2 separate regions of the Homo sapiens genome follow, and region 1 is linked to region 2. Evidence: read pairs that join two places in POLR2A ChIA-PET (ENCODE). Cell type or tissue: PC-3. All regions are shown on one strand. Links, peaks and the distances in the headings refer to the core of each region. The heading gives the core; the rest is flanking DNA.

Region 1 (4,000 bases), core at 1-4,000, 450 kb before region 2:
TCTTAATTTCCTTATATCGCTTGATACCATTAGCCATTAAGTTCCTTTGTGGTCACAGGCAATGTGATTGAACCATATTCAGCTCCTATTGGAGAAGATGTCACCTCCTTTTGTTGTCTTGCACATCATAGTAGACACTATGTATGTTACTAAGAAAATTCAAGACCAGATGCAGTGGTTCACACCTGTAATCCCAGAACTTTAGGAGGCCAAGGCAGGTGGATCGTTTGAGTCTAGGAGCTCAAGACCAGTCTGGGCAACATAGTAAGACCATGTCTTAATAAATAATTAAAAAGAAAGAAAATTCCAGGCAAAACAGATGTGATGTTTAAGAGATTCACTATTTTAAAAGCAATACAAGTACGCTTGAAACAAAAAGGATCAGTGGGTCAGTATTACTCAATCTCTTAAAAACTACACCCACTCCTGGTCGGACGTGGTGACTCATGCCTGTAATCCCAGAACTTTGGGAGACCAAGGTGGGCGGATCACCTGAGGTCGGGAGTTCAAGACCAGCCTGATCAACATGGAGAAACCCCGTCTCTACTAAAAATACAAAAAATTGGCTGGGTGTGGTGGCACATGCCTGTAATCCCAGCTACTGGGGAGGCTGAGGCAGGAGAATTGCTTGAACCCAGGAGGCAGATGTTACGGTGAGCCGAGATCACGCCATTGCACTCCAGCCTGGGCAACAAGGGTGAAACTCCAGCTCAAAAAACAAAACAAAACAAAACAAAAAAAACCATGCCCACTTCTAAATCTTGAGTCAAGATTTAGGCAAGGTCTCATTTGCAGAGTTTGTACTGTGCAAATAACAGGTATTTTTTCAAGTTGCACAATATTCCTGCTCCTCCTCAGGTCAACATGTCCCTTGATAGTCTTCAACTTTATTTTCTGCCACTCTACCCATTGCTCACTGTCTTTCAGCCACCTTGGTTTTCATCAGTTTCTAAATATGTCAAACTCTCTTTTGCTTCAGGGTCTTTGACTGGAATCTTCTTTCATTCACTCTTTCCCTGGCAAATTCCTACTCATTCTTCAGGTGTCAGCCTCCATGTTACTTTCTCAGACTGTCTTTCTCTGACTTCTCCCATCTAGATTATATCCCTTTGATAGTCTCTTTAGTAGACCCTTTGTTCTTTTTCTTCATAACACTTAACACAATTTATATTTACAGTTTTTAATGCCATAGTCTGTTGTCAAATTTTCCACGAGGACAATAATCATGTTTTCTGTTCACCATTATATGTGTAGCACTGAGCACAGGGCCTGACAGAAAAGACCCTTATTGAGTAAATGAATGAATGAATGGCTTCCTGTGAGTGAACATGGAATGTGAGAGATTTCTTCCTCTTTAAATACCACTGCTGATAAAGTACTAAGGCAGAATAATTGATAAAGTAGATCATGGGCCAAATTCTGCCTTTAGATATCAAAAGGAATCTTTAGAGAGGAAAGATCACCCTAGTTTAAAAGGATTCATGTAGGAGATGGGAATTGGAACTGATTTCTGATGAGGAGGCATGGCATTTCAACTCTGGAAAGAGCATAAGGTACAGATATAGGCATTAGAATCTTAATAACAACAATTAACTGACATTTATTTACTTTTGGTATTTTGTTTTGTTCTTGTTTTTGAGACAGAGTCTAACTCTGTTGCCCAGGCTGGAGTGCAATGGTGTGATCTCAGCTCACTGCAACCTCCGACTCCCAGGCTCAAGTAATTCTCATGCCTCAGCCTCCCAAGTTGCTGGGATTACAGGTGTGCATCACCACACCTGGTTTTTGTATTTTTAGTAGAGACGGGGTTTCGTCATGTTGGCCAGGCTGGTCTTGAAATCCTGGCTTCCAGTGATCCACCCACCTCAGCCTCCCAAAGTGCCGGGATTACAGGCGTGAGCCACCACGCCCAGCTTGATATTTATGGAACTCAAATGTACTAAGTGTCTATATTCATTATCTGATTTGAGACACTGTAATTTAGGAGAGGCAGTAGCACAGGAATTGAAAGTTCAGTCTTCGGATTCCAATCACAGCAGAGTAAGCTTGGGCAATTATTTAACATCTCTGTGCCTCTGTGGGCTTAGTCCCTTGCATGATTGCCTTCTGGAAATCCATAGGAAAGGCTTTTCCTGGACTTCCATCGGCTTTTGGGATCCTAGAATTCTTTTTTCCTTCCTTGACAGGAAATATGTACAGGAAGAACAAGGTCCTCTCTGCCTTGTGTTTGTCAGTATTTCTTGTGACTATTTTCTCCTAAACATAAGGTTTTTCTGAGTTCAAGGATTTTGGGGCTGATCAAAGAAGAGATGTGACCACAAGGTGGCAGTAGCATGCAACAAGCTTTATTTGGGTGGTGCTTGACAGACTGCATGTAAGGAGGACATCCCTCACAGCTGGACACCTTCCAGAGGCAGAGGTGTATGGCCACCATGCAGAAGGGGAAGAAGGCAAGGGAACTACTCCTGGGGTAGGGGAGAAGCAGAAATGGGGTTTATCTGTCTAGGATGTTGTACAGCTACAAGATAAGATAGGGAGTCTCTGAGTTAGAGAACTTGGAAGGGCAGCAGAGGTTTGGGGTCTTTTATAGCTCTATGCTTTGTCTTATCTTTGGTTAACAGATGCCAGGTACGGTTTTATCTTTGGCTAGCAGGCAGACTCTAAATGGCTAAAAACATGGCCATCTGAGCTATGTGTGTGTGTGTGTGTGTGTGTGTGTGTGTGTATGTATATATATATATATATATATATATATATATATATATATATATACTTTTTTTTTTCTTTGAGATGGAGTGTTGCTCTGTATCCCAGGCTGGAGTGCAATGTCTCACTGCAACCTCCACCTCCTGGGTTGAAGAGATTCTCCTGCCTCAGCCTCCCAAGTAGCTGGGACTACAGGCATGCACCACCATGCCCGGATAATTTTTGTAATTTTTAGTAGAGATGGGGTTTCACCATGTTGGCCAGGCTGGTCTCAAACTCCTGACCTCAGGCAATCTGCCTGCCTTGGCCTCCCAAAGTGCCGTGATTACAGGCGTAAGCCACTGCACCCGGCCCATCGGAGCTACATTTGAGCAATTACATGGATAAAATTTTGAGCTTAGATAAGGTAAGTTTTGAGCTAATGGTCCCAGACTGACGTGAAGAAGCAAACAATATGCGCCCAATATACTCAGGCCGTCTTTAACACCTTTATTTTCCTAACTTTTAATTCATTGATTTTTGAAACTGGAGTTGCTGAAATTCTAATTTACATTAAATTATTAAGGTTTACTAATTAAGCCTTTAAATAATATTTCTGTAAATTTTTAAAACCTGACTTTTGATACAGATGCCAACATTTTAAAGCTGTCTTGGATTTTAAGAGTCTCAATATTATCTATAAAAATCTTTTTAGCAATTACCTTGGCTGAGTGCTCATATACAAAATAAACTGATTAAATCAAGGGAGCTATTGGATCCTCTCTAGTTCCAAAACCCTAATGAAGGGTTTTATGAAAATTAAAACCCAAAGTCTTACCACAGAAATATAAAGTGACTTTTTTTTTTTAAACAGATGAAAACATAATGCTTGGGATGCCTGCAAGTGACTAAAAGTTGGAAAGGGAAGTTCTGATGTGACCCAAATTTGTAAGTTCTTAATGTCCTATTTGAATTTTTTAAAAAATTCAAAAATTCAGGAATATATGCATGTCATTTGTGTACATACTGACAAAGACTATCTCTTTGACCAAACTTCTGAGCCTCTTCTGAGCCCTCTTCTTGACTAGGCCTTGACTTTGGGCCCTACCCCACCTGTAATTGTCGGCCTACCTCAGTCTTAATAAGAATCCTGTCAGTTTAGTGAGGATCCCGCCACTCTGGGTATCTGATCAAGTTCCTCATTCTCCACTTCTGAAGTATAAGCCCTTAGCCTGCCTTCAGCAAGAATCCTACCACCCCTGATGTCTCCTTTTAGTACTTTTCTATCCACTGACCCTCCTTACTCTACCTGTTG
Region 2 (6,617 bases), core at 2,047-6,046:
CATATGCCACAGGACATCATTGTGTCCAAGATTTGAGAATCCATGTCAGCAGAGTATTAGACAAGCTCCTGGTTTCCTTTCTAGGAAATTGATTCCCAAGTCAAGAATGTGTGTATCGATGTCAATAAATTCTTCTCTCTTCAGCCTTACATCCCCCAACTTAATCTGATGCCTTTCAGATTTACTCCCATATGTGTTTCCTTGATTTCTGATGATACTTAATGCCCAGGTCCTATAATTCTTTTGGTTAGTAACCTATATTTCCTACCATAGCTAGGATCTGAACTATGCTGAGACCTGATCTTAGTCATTTGCCTGAAAATAATGAGCAGAGGGAAGATCAATCTGGGATGAGGGCAAGCACTATCTTGTGAGGTTTTTGTCTCAAATGAGGTCTTTATCAATTCTCCATGCAAGCATAGTTTGTGCTCCTCTGGCAAGAGGGAGGTACTACTTCTGCCTGTGTAGAGCTTGCTTCTGCCTGTGTAAAGCTACTTGCAAGACTCCTGCCTACATAAACTTTCCTCCCAAATTAGTCATGATAAACTAGTGATTATCTTGACAAACTATATTATGCAGCATTAATCAAATAGAAAATCTTAGTGGCTTAGGAAATAAAAGTTGTATATATGTTTAGAGACAAGAATCTCATTCTGTAACCCAGGCTGGAGCGCAGCGGTGATATGGTTTGGCTCTGTGTCCCGAGGCAAATCTTGTGTGGAATTGTAATTCCTCAGCGTTGGAGGAGGGATCTGGTGGGAGGTAACTGAATCATGTGAGTGGATTTCCCCTTTGCTGTTCTTGTGATAGTGAGTGAGTTCTCACAAGATCTGGTTGTTTGAAAGTGTGTAGCACTTCCACCTGCTCTCTCTCTTCCTCTTGCTCCAGCCACGTAGGACATGCCGGCTTCTCTTTCACCTTCTGTCATGATTATAAGTTTCCTGAGGTCTTTCCAGCCATGCTCCCTGTACAGCCGGTGAAACCGTGAGCCAATTAAACCTCTTTTCTTTATAAATTATCCAGTCAGAGGTAATTCTTTATAGCAATGTGAGAACGAACTAATAAAGTGGTGCGATTATGACTCACTGAAGCCTCCAACTCCTGGGCTCAAGTGATCCTCCCATCTCAGCCCTCAGAGTAGCTGGGAATACAGGTGTGTACCACTATACTCAGCTATTTTTAAATTTTTTTTTGTAGACGTAGAGCCTTACTATGTTGCCCAGGCTGGTCTCAAACTCCTAGTCTCAAGCAATCCTCCTGTCTCAGCCACCCAAAATGCTAGGATTATAGGTGTGAGCCACCATGGCCAGCCTAAAATTTGATTTCCTGCTTAAGCAAAGTCTACTGAGGTTTGTGTAACTATTTGGAGCATTTACCTCCAGCAATTCAGCTTGTTCTGTCTTGTGGCAACTCTCTCATGATGTACTTCTACCACAGGACAGAAGGAGTAGACTACTAGAGAAATTTCCACCAGCAATTAAATGTTCCAGTCTGAAAATGATATTTGTCACTTCTTCACTCAACCCTCTGGCTAGAAGTAGTCAGATGCCCCACTGCCCACCACCCAACTCTGCAAGGAGTTGGACTGTGGGAAAATGGAACCCTCCCATATGTTCAGAAGAGACAAAATGACATACACCTAGAACGCTCTACCATGATGTCACTGATTTTACCTAAAACCACTTTTGGAATCCATAAATGGGGCAAGGGAAATGGATTCCCCTCCCCCACCCCAGTTTATATGGTATAAATTCCATGTGAATAGAGAATAGTTGAGTTTTTTGTATATCCTCATTTCCCACATGAACATTTTTTATATTGTCTACTTCCCATTTCAAATTTGAAAAGCAGTCTCTGTAAGGGTGGCGTTGTCATCAGAAAGTAACAATAATAAATATAGAAAGTGTATAAAACAGTAGAAACAAGGTTGACTTTATTCCAAACATAAAACACTTATTTTGTGTTAGAAGAGTTATCCCTTGCCTATCCAGGGTGACACCAGTGACTGCACATGTGTTCTTGAGCTGCTTTTCCTCCGGCAAAGACTCATGTCTCCTGTCTCTTTCTGTCTTGAAAGGATATGTTTGTCACTGAAGCTGCTCTCTGGGATCAACGTCAGAGTTGCATACTCTGGAAAAGATCTTTGCAACTCTGGCCTATATGAATCCATAAGCCACAAACTTGACTTTTTGTACCCACCATTTGTGGAACTAAATTATATCAGTACAAAAAGGGCTACATTCTAAATAGTAAAAAAATATGCAAACTGAGGTATAAATAAGATTATATTCTGTGTATCAGTGACTCTAGAGGTTAAAAATGACTGAGAAAATAGACAGTTCTTCAGGAAAACACCTTCTTTGGACTCACACCATGTGTTTTCCATTCAAATTAGTAATGTTCAATTTTTCCTGCAGTTGAACCAGCTATTAGCTTTCTGGAGAGTCAAAATTCTCTTCGTTTTAGGATCAAATTTGTATTGTCTTGTTCCATGAAAGAAATAGAAAAATCCTAGAAACAAAACAAAAGAGACTTACTACATTATACAAGTAGTTTCTAGGTTTAACTTGAATTCTTGAGAAACCAATTCATCTGTGAGCACAGATATTTTTGGCATTTGCTGTTCCAACTAACAATAATGATGTTATTGCTACGGCAATGAAATGGAGGAAATACATGTATATTCACTTACCATCTTTCATGAAAACTGCATCAACTTTGTGGCCAATTCCAGGAAAGTCATGTGCTATCATTTTGGGATAACCTGGATCCATAGATCGTTTATATTCATCATACCTGGTCAGAAAAGAGTTAAGAGTGTCAGACCTTTTGCTAAACATGTGCACTCTGAAAATCATTACAGAAAATACACAATGAGGAATTTAACCAGAATATTTCATTTTATAGATCATTTGTGAAATGGGGAGTGGATGGGATAAGGTGGAATGTTGGGTGAACTAAAAGGCCTTTAAGGCCCCTCTGAAATCCAGCATCGAATTCTCCAGTAGGTTCTACGCTATGTCCTATCGAGGTAACATACTATGGAAGATAAGTAACTTTTGGCCAAAGTAGCTCCGTTAAGATGAATGTCCTCAATTCTACATCCTTTTAAAATTCATCCCCCTACATTCTCTGGATTCCCAGTGCAGGCATTGTGTGATGATTATTGGTCAATAGACTAAATAGATGATAGATTGGCACCAGCCATCTGAAGGAAAGGATGCCGGCCAAGGCAGTTTGAGACTCACTTTGAAATGGGCTATTCTAGAACTTTTTATGTAGAAAGAACTGAGGCCCTAACATTCTCTGCACTTAAACTTACCTCCAGTATTTGTTAGCAACAAAGAAGTAGGTTTTTCCAGTGTTTTCCTCAGAAAGAGCAGCATCGATATGCTTCACAGTTCTAGGGAAGCCAAAGGAGCTGTAGATGTCCTTGGGGTATCCGTGTAGCACATTCTGTCCCTGAACAGCCCAGTACTTATTCCCTGCCAATCAAGAAAGAGTGATAAAACACTTGCCTAAGACTTCAATAGGCAGTAAGTGAATTTTCAGCTAAGTTCTTAGTTTCACATGCTAGTGCAGTACCCTGGCTGCAGATTAGAATCATCTAGGGAGATTTTTGAAAATACTGATGCCAGGACCCTATCCCAGACCAATTAAATGTGTCTATCTTTGGAAGCTTCTTAGTTGATTCTAATCTGCAGCAAGCTTTGAGAATGACTTGTTTATGGAGTTGGGGGCTTCTTTCCACAGTCAGATGTTCAAATGACTAAAGAGTTAGTTATGCCACCTTGGTGATATAAACTTCGGTTCTCCAGGTTTGCTCATGGACTGTGGAAGTTCAAACCATTTGTATCATAAAGGGTGAAGTGCTGTAGTGACTCATAACCTGTAAGGGTTTGCAATCCTGGATTCAAATCACTGCATTTGACTAGAAGATAGTTCCAAATACTTGAATTAATGCTGTGTCCAGATTCCGTGTTTATACTCAGTAAGCCCCTCATCACATAAAGCTGGTCTCATATACTAAAGCCAAGATTTCTGTTACTGTACACACGTGCTATTTACCCCTCATGAAAAAGGAATTTGAAACTTTCTGTCTCTAACATCCATTTAATTTCATAATTTAAAGGCTAAAAATCCTGTTTCAAAGCGTTTGGCCCATCTGACCTGCATTTAATTCTTTGCCTTGAGTGTATGGCTGAGTCAAATGTCTTACTCATTGTACTACGTTAAACACACGTTTGCAAAAATATTGGTGCGTGGCATAGTGTCTCGAGTTTTACTTTGAGTACTCCCAGGAATATGGAGGGGGTTTTAAATACATAGTTTGTGCAGAAAATATTTTTGTAAATCTAGATTCATTAAAAAGGCCAGAACGTTCTATCTCCAGTCATTTGCCTTTTGTTTAAAATGACTCCAAAATGCGCTACGCACCGTTTAGTTAAGTTGATGGACTTTCATTGATTTGGTTGGTGAGACTGAGATTTTCAAAAGTCCCTGGAGAGAATGTAGCTAGTAACCTTATATCTCAGCCCCAAAGGGAATGAAAAATTGATTTATTAAAGCAGTGAAAAATAATTAGAAAGATTACCTTTGAAAAACCGGACTTCATCTCTGTCGGCAAATTCGTAAGCAGCTTCAAGCCCATTTGGCAGTTGTGGCCAGAAAACAGAAATGAAATTGAGCTCAACTTCCGGGTAGAAGGGATTTGTGCGCATGTAGAATCTGATTAGAAAAAAAGCAAGAAAAGTTTCCATCTAATTTCTGGTAATCTCTGGCAGATATCCAGCTCCAGCTCCTTCTTGTTGCTGGCACTAGTGGTGTGCTGGTAAATGTATAACATTCAGCTCTCCAAAGAAGGGTTGGTTTATAGCATTTGCTGATTTCACTAGCTTGAAATACTCCCATTATGATGAATTTCAAGAGTCTCAGTGGAGCACCATTGTATAGCATACAAATAAAATAGGCATAAGTAACTTTAAGAACATAAATAAGTAGAAAAATGCAGTAAAAATTATGACAAACTGATGAATTTTTATTATTTTTATTACCTTTTATTTTAATGTAATTTAATTTTGTTTATATAATTTAAGTTTTATCTCTTTTTTATTTATTTACTTTTTTGAGACAGAGTCTCACTCTCTCACCCAGGCTGGAGTGTAGTGGTACAATCTTGGCTCAGAGCAACCTCTGCCTCCCAGATTCAAGGATTCTCCTGCCTCAGCCTCCTGAGTAGCTGGGATTACAGGTACAGGCCAACACGCCCAGCTAATTTTTGTACTTTTAGTAGAGACAGGGTTTCACCATATTGGCCAGGCTGGTCTTGAACTCCTGATCTCAAATGATTCCCCCGCCTCCGCCTCCCAAAGTGCTGCGATTACAAGTGTGAGCCACTGCACCTGGCCTATAATTTAATTTTTAATAATGGCTATGGTTCACAGCTAGCTTGCAAAATTCTTCAAAATTTAACAGTCAGCTTTGGTGAGCCATTAGGGATCGGCTGTGCACATTACCAACTGGACCATGACTCTAATATCCTATTATTTAGTGATTACTTACAACACACCAGGCCCATTCCTTACATCAGACCTTATCACAAGGACACTACAAGAGAGTATTTGAGGATGAGAAATTGAGGTTGGGGAGACTAAGGGAGGTGTCTAAGGCCACCCAGCTGGTAAGAGGCTAAGGTTGATTTTTAAACTCCGCTCTGGCAGCCAATCCCTTTGTTGTCCCTTGGTTAGTAGTATTTACACAAAGTGGATTATAGAGCTTAATAGGGACTAGGGTAACAGCACAGCATAGACTGTTATGTGGGCTGACACAGAAGAGCTCCAGATTCCAGGCCACAGGGAAGCCTACGGCCTTGGCTGTCGGAAACCTGACTTCTAGGTCCAGTCCTTCCTCTGCCTGGCTGTGATGCCTTAGGCAAATCAGTTACTATCTCTATCTCTAGCCTTTCATGTCTCCTCGACATGGCGACATTTAAATGATCTCTGTGTCCTTTCAATTCTGGCAAATCCTCAAATTGGTCCTGTTCCATCTAGTAATATTTGGTTTGATAGGTGTGTCCTGTTGTACTGAGAGGTTTCCTTTAAAACCATGTGTTTTCTTAACTTGTCCCAGCATTGAACCACACCCTGTATAGTTTACCTCCAGCCTTATCTTTTACACTTAAAAAGTAAAGAGAGGGCAGAAAGAATTATGAGCCAGTGCCCTGAATTCTAGGAGAGATGCGACTACAGAGTAGTAAAACAGTGCCACAGCACTTGAGAGGCTGCAGAGAATGAGCCTTTCAGGCCACCCTGAATTTCTATGTGTTGATCTTTCTGTGGACTGCATCATTCACCAAATGCGGTGTGCAATAACACACCAAAAGAGTGTGTTATTATTTTGCCTGATCCTTTAGGAATCACTATGGTACAGAGAGCAGGCCTCCTCCTTGCATGTGAGATGACCCCAACTTTTTGAGTCCACATGCTGCAGAGGGAGTTCTAGGATTCTTCTTTGAAGAGGGAAGCACCATGTTGTGGCTGCCCCTATCTGTCCCAGGAGGGATTTCATCAGTTCTTGGGGACTTTCCCAGCATTGGTGCCCTCTCTTCTCTTCTTCTC

Evidence for each region. Peaks named below come from ENCODE experiments on the same cell type or tissue, not always from the same donor. Only the 100,000 strongest peaks of a DNase experiment are listed, where the experiment ranks them.
Region 1: POLR2A ChIA-PET joins it to region 2 with 6 read pairs; 1 of 35 experiments calls an interaction of 5 or more read pairs at or near these places.

The regions. Positions count from the first base shown.
Region 1 is chr11:102,339,617-102,343,616 of GRCh38, forward strand. No RefSeq gene overlaps it. Among named protein-coding and RNA genes, the nearest start is that of BIRC2, 5.6 kb to the right of the region's middle. In PC-3, for the core only: a CTCF peak has its summit at 2,312 (motif pointing right); a DNase peak (open chromatin) is centred at 2,355.
Region 2 is chr11:102,788,011-102,794,627 of GRCh38, forward strand. It overlaps MMP1 (matrix metallopeptidase 1), which reads right to left. Exons shown (of 10, transcript NM_002421.4): 7 at 4,595-4,728; 8 at 3,323-3,485; 9 at 2,693-2,796; 10 at 1,909-2,511. The coding sequence ends at 2,402. It also overlaps the pseudogene WTAPP1. Among named protein-coding and RNA genes, the nearest start is that of MMP1, 6.8 kb to the right of the region's middle. In PC-3, for the core only: no CTCF peak of the experiment used is centred there; a DNase peak (open chromatin) is centred at 3,821.